Regions from separate parts of the Homo sapiens genome. Here region 2 is linked to region 1. A link is an interaction called in ENCODE POLR2A ChIA-PET data of the cell type or tissue named here. Cell type or tissue: GM12878. All regions are shown on one strand. Links, peaks and the distances in the headings refer to the core of each region. The heading gives the core; the rest is flanking DNA.

Region 1 (5,380 bases), core at 181-5,180:
GAACAAGAACCAGGAACTCTAAATAGGCATGAAACCTTATGAAAAGTACTTCTTGTTTATAAATACTAAATCAAATTTCTCATTATTAAAATTAGCATACAATCTGAATTTGCTCCTTATCCAAATTCACCAGTGTTACAAAGGTGACTTTTTTAAAAAAATAGAGACAAGATCCTGCTATGTTACTCTGGTTAATCTTGAACTCTCGGGCTCAAGATGATCATCTCACCTCGGCCTCCAAAAGTGTTGAGATTACAAGCATGAGTTATCGCACCTGGCTAGAAGATTAAATTTTTAAGGCAGTCAATAGTAATGGTACCCTGAATGGAGCATTTACTGCTTTACTGTGATAACTATCTTGCAGAATTATTTCATTTAATTCTCTCAGCAATTTGAGGTAAGTATTCCCATTACCTCCATTTTACAGATAAAGAAACTGATAATTAGAAAGTTTAAATAACTTGCTCAAGATCACTTTTAAAAGAGATCCTGACTCTCAACCACCATCTCACATTCCAACCTCCTAATCACTAGGCTATATAATACCTCCCCTCAGACAAGACAGGAAACAACATCCCACAGGAATTTCCCCTGCTTGTATTTTTCTCTTTTTGTGTTTGTATTGTTCTCAGTATATCTGAGGTTTGTTTAGAATCCAAATAAAACAAACTATTCCTGACAAAATATATTAGTTGGCAGTGAATAGGTCAGAGTCAAAAGAAAGGAGTTAAGCTGAAGGTAAAATATTTGCTGACACCACCCTAATTGATATATTTAAATTGCTGCCAAGAAATTCTTGTTCTAAAGGCTAAAAATAAGTCAGTTAGAGATAGTTTAGTGCTATGCACTAATAAATAAAATAATGGGCCTGGGCTGTGGTATCAGACATAAGGCACATAATCATTTAAACAGAATATATGCCAGACCCCCAATTCATGTATCAGTACATCTGTTTCAAATGCTAGAATTCAGAAGGGCATGAACTTTCCAAAATAATGTTTACACCTAGGTTCTCCAGCTCACAGACTGGGGATTTCTAGTAGCCTAAGGTCTTCAACTCGAGTGTATGAATAGTGGTAAATCATTATCTAAATTCTTAGGAGAACCTTCTGGAGTCACGTTTATAGCAGTCTGCTCAGTCTAGTCCTGAGGAATCCTACATATTCTGGAGTTAGAACTTAGGACTGGAGTTGCCTTGATCAGTCGAGAAGCCTCAATCACTCGCTATGGATAAAGGGCAAGACCTCAAGAACACCTCTATTTTTTCATCCCAGTGAAAAGCACCAGAATTATATATACTCTTTTTTCTTTGAGGTACAGTTCACTTTCAAGAGATAAAAGGTCAAATAATGAAGAAACTAAATTGATATCCCAAAGTGTTATTTTATTCCAAACATAAAAAATAGTATTTATATTACATACAATGGAAAATTTCAATACTATTGCTCAACTCTAAGGCAAATAATAACTGCACCAGCATCAATGGGATTAATATGCATTCACTGACCAGAGGAAAGCTGGGAATTTCCATACTTCAAGACGATTATCTTGGTAAAAAATGAAGCTATCATAAGTTATCCTGATGAAAATGCCCTTGAAAATTCACCCAAGTAAAGGTCTGGGTTCTAGAGACCACCCACTTTATTACAGTCTTGGTATTTTTTTTTTTTTTTTTTTTTGAGATGGAGTCTTCCTCTGTCGCCCAGGCTGGAGTGCAATGGCACGATCTTGGCTCACTGCAACCTCCCCCTCCTGGGTTCAAGCAATTCTGCCTCAGCCTCCCGAGTAGTTGGGATTACAGGCGTGAGCCACCGTGCCCGGCTGATTTATTTATTTATTTATTTATTTAAATTTATTATTATTATTATTTTTTGAGACGGAGTCTCACTCTGTCGCCCAGGCTGGAGTGCAGTGGCGCAATCTCGGCTCACTGCGAGCTCTGCCTCCTGGGTTACCGCCATTCTCCTGCCTCAGCCTCCTGAGTAGCTGGGACTACAGGCGCCCGCCACCACACCCTGCTAATTTTTTGGTATTTTTAGTAGAGATGGGGTTTCACTGTGTTAGCCAGGATGGTCTCGATCTCCTGACCTCGTGATCCTCCTGCCTCAGCCTCCCAAAGTGCTGGGATTACAGGCATGAGCCACCACGCCCGGCCTATTTTTTATTTTTAAAGACAGTCTTTCTCTCTGTCACCCAGGCTGGAGTGCAGTGGCATGATCTTGGCTGACTGCAGCCTCTACCTCCTGGGCTCAAGTGATCCTCCCACTTCAACCTCCTAGGTAGCTAGGACTATGGGCGCACACCACTACACCTGGCTAATTAAAAATTTTTTTTTGTAGAGACGAGGTCTTACTATGTTGCCCAGGCTTGGCTCAAACTCCTGGTGGGCTCAAACATCAGCATCCCAAAGTGCTACGATTATAGGTGTGAGCCACTGTGCCCGGCCTACAGTCTAGTTAATAATTCATTAATACTAAAAGAGAGTATTACTAAATTAAGACTAAAGTGTTTGAGAAAAACTTGAGTTTCAACCAGAAGTTATCTTGAACAATTAAGATAACAAAACTCCCATTTTCAGGAAAGAGATAATCTATCTTCTGTGCTCCCAAAACATTGCCTACCCCATCGCTATTCTCTTGACGACACACAATTCCACAAAGAACGAACTGAGAGGAAAAACTATTTAATCAACAAGTATTATCTCATAGTGTGTATCAGTAAAACAGCCTGCATTCCAAGGCAGTGCTATACAAATTAATTTATTTTGACTGTGTTTCTATTGCTATCTGTTTGCATACTAACACAGCAATTGGTATAATAGTCATTGCAAACTGAACTGCAAAATGATACCTCAAAGCAACCTTGTAGCAGGTTATTAGAAATTTTGCATGATACCTTGAAACTTCATTTGCTCATCTATTTGACTGAAACATCTCACCTGATGTTTCACGTAAAAGAAACCAAAATCCAACCTTCCAAATGCTAGGGCATCTAGCTGGATAAATTATACTGCAATACTTACCCAGAGCTGTAAAATCTGAACCAGATTTGAATAGAGCTGATGCCAGGAGCTGAAACTGTTTAAAAAAAAAAAAAAAAAAAAAGAAGCAGCAAATTAGCTGGCTAAGTGCACTGAAGGAAAATAGCCTTCTATAACTTTGACCATTTATCAGCAACTACGTATTTCTGCATATGTGTGACATAGGTCTATTCACCAAATAGTGGCAAGAAGAACACATTCAGATTACAGAATATAATGACTTTTCTACTAGGCTATTATCATTTTCTAAAATACTGGGCCATGTCCTGGAATTATTTTATTTTAAAAATGTATTAAAGTATGTACTTATTAAGGAACAACAGCACAACAAAATAAAAAAGAAAACTGTCATTTGAATCTAACACATATGAACAGATTGGTGCCCTGGGTCCCGTTACTGAATTTTTAGCATATATGCATTCTCATCTCAAAAATAAACGTAAGCCACTGTAAAATACCTGATGTCTCAGCTGTGTAAATCAAAATCTGAGAAAAAAAGCATGTATAGACCATTCCTAAATTACAACTTAGATTGAGATTCCACAATTATATATAATTATATTGTTAAAACCCAAAGACCTTTTTTAATGGACATAATGTTGTAAATGTTGCTTAGATTTCCAGGCTGTCAGTTAAAGTTAGTTTAAAACAGACAATGTAATTGAACAATGAAGAAACAGAGTAAGACAAAACTATTGCAACATTAGCAATTTAACAAATAGGCACAAAATAAAAAATCTGGAGAACTATTTGTATTTATCTTGAATGAGAATGCAGGAAAAGAGACCAGTTAAAGGAATGAATTAGAGCAGACAAACTCCTCAATGGAGTTACTTGGCACTTCCCAAGACTTGAGCAGTTAGTATCACCAAGTCCTCAGGATATATTTCACATCTATGCTTGCAGCCTTTAACATTTCAGATATTAAATCATACCAACATTTGTAAGCCCTGATTAATGGTCCTTTGAAGATCAGAAATTGTACAAATATTCCATAGGTATTTATCTAAGCAAGAGTTATGAAAAGGGGGGATAAAAAGAAAAATTTAAAAATGTATAGAAGTTCTTTATACATTCTGGGTATCAGTCCTCTGTCAGATATATCTACTGCAAAGATTGTTTAGTATGTGGCTTGTCTATTTATTTATTTTTTGAGGCAGGGTCTCGCTCTGTCACCAAGGTGGGAGTGCAGTGGCGTGATCATGGCTCACTGCAGCCTCAACCTCTTGGACTCAAGCAATCCTCCTGCCTCATTTTTTGACTTTTTTTTTTTTTTGGTAGAGACGAGGTCTCACATGTTGCCCAGGCTGGTCTCAAACTCCTGGTATCAAGCAATCCTTCCTCCTAGGCCTCCTAAAATGCTGGGATTACTGGTGTGAGCCACTGAACCTGGCAATGTCTATGTTTTTAAAAGTCCTTTAATGAGCAGAAATTTTAACTTTTTTGAAGTCCAATTTATCCATATTTTTCTTCGATGATTACTGCCTTTAGTTCATGTCCAAGAAATCTTTACCTATCCCAATGTTGTGAAGATAATCTCCTATGTTTTCTTCCCAAAGCCTTATTCTTTTGGATTTTATATTTAGACCTGTAATCAATCTTAAATTAATGTTTCAGTAAACAGTGAGAAAGGTTTGAGATATCCAGTTATTCAGTATCATTTGTTAAAAACTTTCTTTTCCCCGTTGGACTTGGTACCCTGGTCAAAAAACAACTGACCACATACGTATGGGTCTACTTCTGGACTCTATTCTGTTGTACTGATCCATTTGTCTATCCTTAAGCCAGTACCACACTGTCTTGATTATTGTGGCTTTATACAGAGTCCTGAAATCAGATAGCATAAAGCTTCCAATTTTTTCTTTTTTCAAAATTGTTTTGGCTAGTCTAAAACCTTTGCATTTCCATGTAAATTTTATAGTAGTTTGTCTATTTCCTCAATGACAACAACAACAAAGACCAAACTTACACTGCATTAAAATAAAGGCCAATTTGGGGAAAATGGGCAGCTTTAAACAATTTTTAGTGTTTCAATCCATAAATATATCTCTCCATTTATCAAGGTCTTCTTTAATTTCTTACAACAGACTCATTCTACCCATTTGATATGTCTGATGCTAATATAAACTATGCTTTTCATTTTCTAATTGTTCACTGCTAGTATAAAAATTGCTAATAATTGCTTTTTTTTTCTATTGACCTTGTATTTTTGTAATCTTGCTAAATTCACTTGTCCTAGTATATTGTTTTGTAGACACCATGGGGTTTCGAATGTACATAATCATGTTACCTACAAATGCAAACAAATTTACTTTCTCCTATCCAATCTATATGTTTTTT
Region 2 (5,380 bases), core at 278-5,277, 420 kb after region 1:
GTCTGTTTTACAGAAAGCTGATTGGTCTGTTGTGACAGGGTGCTGATTGGTGCATTTACAATCCCTGAACTAGACACAAAAGTTCTCCGAGTCCCCGTTAGATTAGCTAGACACAGAGCACTGATTGGTGCATTTACAAACCTTGAGCTAGACACAGGGTGCTGATTGGTGCATTTACAAACTTTGAGCTAGACACAGAGTGCTGATTGGTGTATTTACAATCCCCTGGCTAGACGTAAAGGTTCTCCAAGTCCCCACTAGATTAGCTAGACACAGAGCACTGATGGGTGCATTTACAAACCTTGAGCTAGACACAGCGTGCTGATTGGTGTATTTATAATCCTTTAGCTAGACATAAAGGTTCTCCAAGTCCCCACTAGATTAGCTAGATACCGAGTGCTGATTGGTGTATTTACAATCCGTTAGCTAGACATAAAGGTTCTCCAAGTCCCCACTAGACTCAGGAGCCCAGCTGGCTTCACTTAGTGGATCCCACACTGGGGATGCAGGCGGAGCTGCCCTCTAGTCCCGTGCTGTGCGCCCGCACTTCTCAGCCCTTGGGTGGTCGATGGGACCGGGTGCCGCGGAGCAGGGGGCAGCGCTCATTGGGGAGGCTTGGGCCGTGCAGGAGCCCACGGTGGTGGGGAGGCTCGGGCATGGTGGGCTGCAGGTCCTGAGCCCTGCCCCGCGGGGAGGCAGCTGAGGCCCGGTGAGAATTTGAACGCAGTGCTGGCAGGCCAGCACTGCTGGGGGACCCGGCACACCCTCCACAGCTGCTGGCCTGGGTGCTAAGCCCCTCACTGCCTGGGGCTGGCGGCGCCAGACAGCTGCTCCGAGTGCGGGGCCCACCGAGCCCACGCCCACCCGGAACTCGTGCTGGCCCACGGGCACCACGCACAGCCCTGGTTCCTGCCCGTGACTCTCCCTCCACACCTCCCCGCAAGCAGAGGGAGCCAGCTCCGGCCTTGGCCAACCCAGAGAGGGGCTCCCACAGTGCAGCGGTGGGCTGAAGGGCTCCGCAAGTGTGGCCAGAGTGGGCGCCAAGAGCAAGCGAGGGCTGCCAGCACGGTGTCACCTCTCAAAATGACTTAGAATGTATACCTGTCATACAACCAGTTTAGCTTGCTTTTCTAAAATGTTTTTAATTTTCAAAATAATGTTTAAAGAAGCCTTACTGAAGTTGATTGTAAAAAATTTCAAACTTTTAAGTGTTGCTAGGGAAATTGAACCGAAAACATATCTGATTATTTTACTCAAACTAGTGAACAGGGTTTAAATAAAGAGGGTGGAGGCTGGGTGCGGTGGCTCATGTCTGTAATCCCAGCACTTTGGGAGGCCCAGGTGGGCGGATCACCTGAGGTCGGGGGTTTGAGACCAGCCTGACCAACATGGAGAAATCCTGTCTCCCCTAAAAATACAAAAAATTAACCAGGCATGGTGGCACATGCCTGTAATCCCAGCTACTCGGTAGGCTGAGGCAGGAGAATTGCTTGAACCTGGGAGGCAGAGGCTGTGGTGAGCTGAGATCGTGCCATCGCACTCCAGCCTAGGCAACAAGAGTGGAACTCTGTCTCAAAAAAAAAAAAAAAAAAAAAAGAGTGTGGAGGACTCTTTTTAACTTTGCTTATGAAGAGAGTTTTGTTTTTTTTTTTTGGGATGACAGTCTGATTCTGGGTATTCATGCCTTCTCATTGGAAAATCACCACTGTGCTTTCTTCTTTTTTTCCATTTTTTTCTTTCATAGTTAGAGATGGAGTCTCACTCTAACTGTAACTGCGGGAGGGTAGTGATGTAATCACAGCTCACAGTACCTCCAGCCTCAGCCTCCCGGTTAGCTAGGACTATAGGCACACATTACCACACCTAGCTAATTTTTTTTTTTTTTTTTTTTTTTTTTAAAGAAACAGGGTCTCACTCTGTTGCCCAGGCTGGTCTTGAACTCCTGGGCTCAAGCAGTCCTCCTGCCTCAGCCTCTCAAAGTGCTGGGATTACAAGCACTGAGCCAGTGTACCCAGCCTTTTTTCTATTTTGTTCTTGTCTTGTATATTTTACATTTTATAGCTTTTCATGTTTCTGAAACCACTTACCACATTTAGGCCAAAAGGCAAAATAATAAAAAATAAAACCAACCTCACCTAAAAAAAAGTTTAAGGATTAAGTATTTCCATATACCAGTGTTGAACAGATTTGAACAATATATTTGATTTTATGCTCTCCAGTTGCTAAAGTGAGGAAAAGAAACAGAATTATATTGTTTTCATGTGCTGACAGCCGGAAGCATGTAAACATCTGCAGAAACCAAACGTTTCCTGGAACTAAGCTTGAGCAGAAATCTATCACGTGGACCTTTGTTTAAAGAACCTTGTGAAAAACCACAGTTATGTAAAAGATCCAGGAGCGCAGTTCATGTGGATTAGATTCTCTAGGAGGCAGAGAGTCTAAGGAGATCAAAGAAAACAACGACTTGGGAAGTGCATGTGCTGAGCGCTGGAGCCAAACTAGCAGAAAGGAGTTTTAGAGGCACTGAATCCAGGCCTCTGGTTTTTGGGGACTGTAGTAAAGAAAGGAGTTGAGGCCTGGTGCAGTGGCTCATACCTTTGGTCCCATTACTTTGGGAGGCTGAGGCTGGAGGATGGTTTGAGGCTGGAAGTTCAAGACCAGCCTGGGCAACAAAGCAAGACCCCTTTTCTAAAAAAAAAAATTAAAAAAAAATGGATGTGATGGTGTGTGCCTGTAGTCCTAGCTACTCAGGAGGCTGAGGCAGTAGGGTCAGGAGGCAGAGGCCGGAGTTGAAGGCTGCAGTGAGCTATGCGGGTACCACTGCACTCCAGTCGGGTGACAGAGCAAGACCCTGACTAAACAAAAAATAACAACAAAAAAGGAGGCAGGGGTTTAGAAAATACCATGATTGTTAACAGGACCATCAGATTTCATTTTTTCTAAAATATTAGATATTGTCAGTGTGGTTTTTATATAGGTGCTGATTCTGTTCTGTTCGTCTTCAAGTAACAAATGCCTGCAGTGGAGATATCTTATTTTGATGATTAACAGGAAGCTTTTAAGCTTTGAAGAAAGCAAACAACATTTTCCATGGACCTTTAAGAGCTGGGCTAATATTTTTGCCCACACAGAACTCTAATTCATTTCAGAGTCAAGGGCAACAATAGAATACTTTTTCAAGGACCTTGCATTTGTTAATACAGGTTTTCATAATAGAAAGCAATTTAAATATTCAGAACTAACGTAACATGGAAGAAACAACTTTTTCCTGAAATATTTGAGAGACAAATATAACAAACAATTCATCTTTACTATGACAATCTCAACGGAAAGACTTCAGTGTGGTCATATTAATGCATTTTCTGTTCCCAGCAGGCAAGTAAGGCAAGGGAAGCATCAGCTCCCAGGCTATTGTAGTCATCCAGATGGAGATGAGGTAGGCTCAGATGGCAGTGGTGGGAGCAGGGAGAAGTAGTTAGAATTCAGATGTAGTTTTAAGATTGAGCCAACAGGGTTTGCTCATGAATTGGGCAGAGGATATGAGGGAAAGAGAAAACTCCATCTTGGAGGATGGAGTTACTGTTTCCTGAGATGAGCAAGCCTGTAGGAGCTTCAGGCGTGGAGCACTAGGGGAACATCAGGAGTTTGGCATGGCATGATGTTAAAAGGGGAATGTCTATTAGACATCCAAGCGGAGATGTCAAGGAGGTGGCTGAAAATATGAGCCTTGAGTTCAGGGAAGAGGTTCAGGCTCTTATTTAAGGTGCTGAGACCCATTGAGATGACCAGGAGGAGAGCGTATAGACAGGAAAGTTTGAGAATTGAGAGTCCTGGGTCGCTCTGGCATTAAAAGGTGGATAATGAGAAGAAGTTTAAGGAATGGCCAGTGAAGGAGGAGGAGAGTCAGTAGGTTGTGGTGTCCTGGCAACCCAGCAAAGAAAGTGCTTAAAGAGGAGAGTGATCAGCTCTGTCTGTGCCGCTGGCAGGTCCAGTAAGAGGAAGACTGAACAGTGAACATTAGATTGAGTGAAAATGGTTTCTGCTGCTTTTTTGCCCAAGTAGTCTTGAATGAATTCAGTTAACCTGTCTCTGGGGATAACAATGGTACTTACCTCATCAGGTGGTGGTGATGAACTGTTTATTTATTTAAAAAAAATTTTTTTTGAGACAGGGTGTAGCTCTGTCACCCAAGCTGGAGGGCATTGGCATGATCACAGCTCACTGCAACCTTGACCTCTTGGACTCAAGCAATCCTTCCGTCTCAGCCTCCTAAGTAGCTAGGACCATAGGCATGCACCACCACACCCAGCTAATTTTTTATTCTTTGTAGAGAAGGAGTCTTGCTATGTTACCCAGGTTAGTATCAAACTGTTGGACTCAAGCAATCCTCCTGCCTTGACCTCTCAAAGTGTTGGCATTACAGGTGTGAGCCACCATGGCCAGCCTATGAACTGTTTAAGTGGATGACCAGCCTAGGCAAGAAAGATGCCATCTCTAAAAAAAAAAAAAAAAAAAAAAGCAAAGAAAAAAAAAAAAAGCTGGATGTTGTGCCATGTGCTTGTGGTCTCAGCAACTCAGGAGGCTGAGGTGGGAGGATCACTTGAGCCCAGGAGTTTGAGGCTGCAGTGAGTTAGATTGCCCCACTACACTCCAGCCTGGATGGCAGAGTGAGACCCTGTCTAAAAATAAACAAATAATGCTCACTTTGGCAGCACATATGCTAAAATTGAAACGATACAGAGAGGAGTAGTGTGGCCCCTGGACAAGGATGACATGCATATTTGTGAAGCATTCCATCTTTTTAAAATTCAATTTTAAAAAATTTTAAAAAGAAATAAGTAAATGGATGAGATAATTCCTTTAAAGCACCTCTTCCTGTACCTGGCTTTTGGGTATTTCACAGTTGAAGACATTGCTGGCTTTAACAATAGCAGTTTTAGGGGAGCAGTGGGGACAAAGCCTGATGGGAATGGGAAGAAAGAACTGGAGACAGTGGATGGAGTCAGCTCTTTTGAGTATTCTTATAAAACTGGATTAGAGAAATGGGGAGTTAATTCGTGGGACCCTGGGGTCAAGAGGAAAGGCCAGTAGGCAAGAAGGCCTCCCTCCCTCCCTCCCTCCCTCCCTCCCTCCCTTCCTCCCTCCTCCCTCCCTCCTCCCTCCCTTCCTAAATCCACAGACCTTCTATGGTGATTGGAATCATCCTGTATAGAGGGAAAAGCTGATGATGTAGTTGGATTTAGGACCATAGATAACAATGGACCAAAATAACTAGATTGTCCTTGCCACCTGCCCCCGCTTCTCAGTCTTTTATTCATTCATTTAACAAATATTTATTGTAGGTTCACAAGGTGCCAAGGACGAAGCTCAGGTGCTGGGA

Evidence for each region. ChIA-PET counts read pairs that join two places held together with the same protein. Peaks named below come from ENCODE experiments on the same cell type or tissue, not always from the same donor. Only the 100,000 strongest peaks of a DNase experiment are listed, where the experiment ranks them.
Region 2: POLR2A ChIA-PET joins it to region 1 with 13 read pairs; 3 of 35 experiments call an interaction of 5 or more read pairs at or near these places.

What each region holds. Positions count from the first base shown.
Region 1 is chr7:131,476,320-131,481,699 of GRCh38, reverse strand. MKLN1 (muskelin 1) reads right to left here. Exons shown (of 18, transcript NM_013255.5): 17 at 3,023-3,077. Among named protein-coding and RNA genes, the nearest start is that of PODXL, 78 kb to the left of the region's middle. In GM12878, for the core only: no CTCF peak of the experiment used is centred there; no DNase peak of the experiment used is centred there.
Region 2 is chr7:131,054,309-131,059,688 of GRCh38, reverse strand. The region is part of intron 2 of LINC-PINT (long intergenic non-protein coding RNA, p53 induced transcript); the gene reads left to right. It also overlaps the pseudogene RNU6-1010P. Among named protein-coding and RNA genes, the nearest start is that of LINC-PINT, 53 kb to the left of the region's middle. RefSeq lists cis regulatory regions at 393, 422, 580, 728, 2,382 and enhancers at 321-465, 350-494, 508-652, 656-800, 2,310-2,454 and 1 more. In GM12878, for the core only: no CTCF peak of the experiment used is centred there; a DNase peak (open chromatin) is centred at 2,338.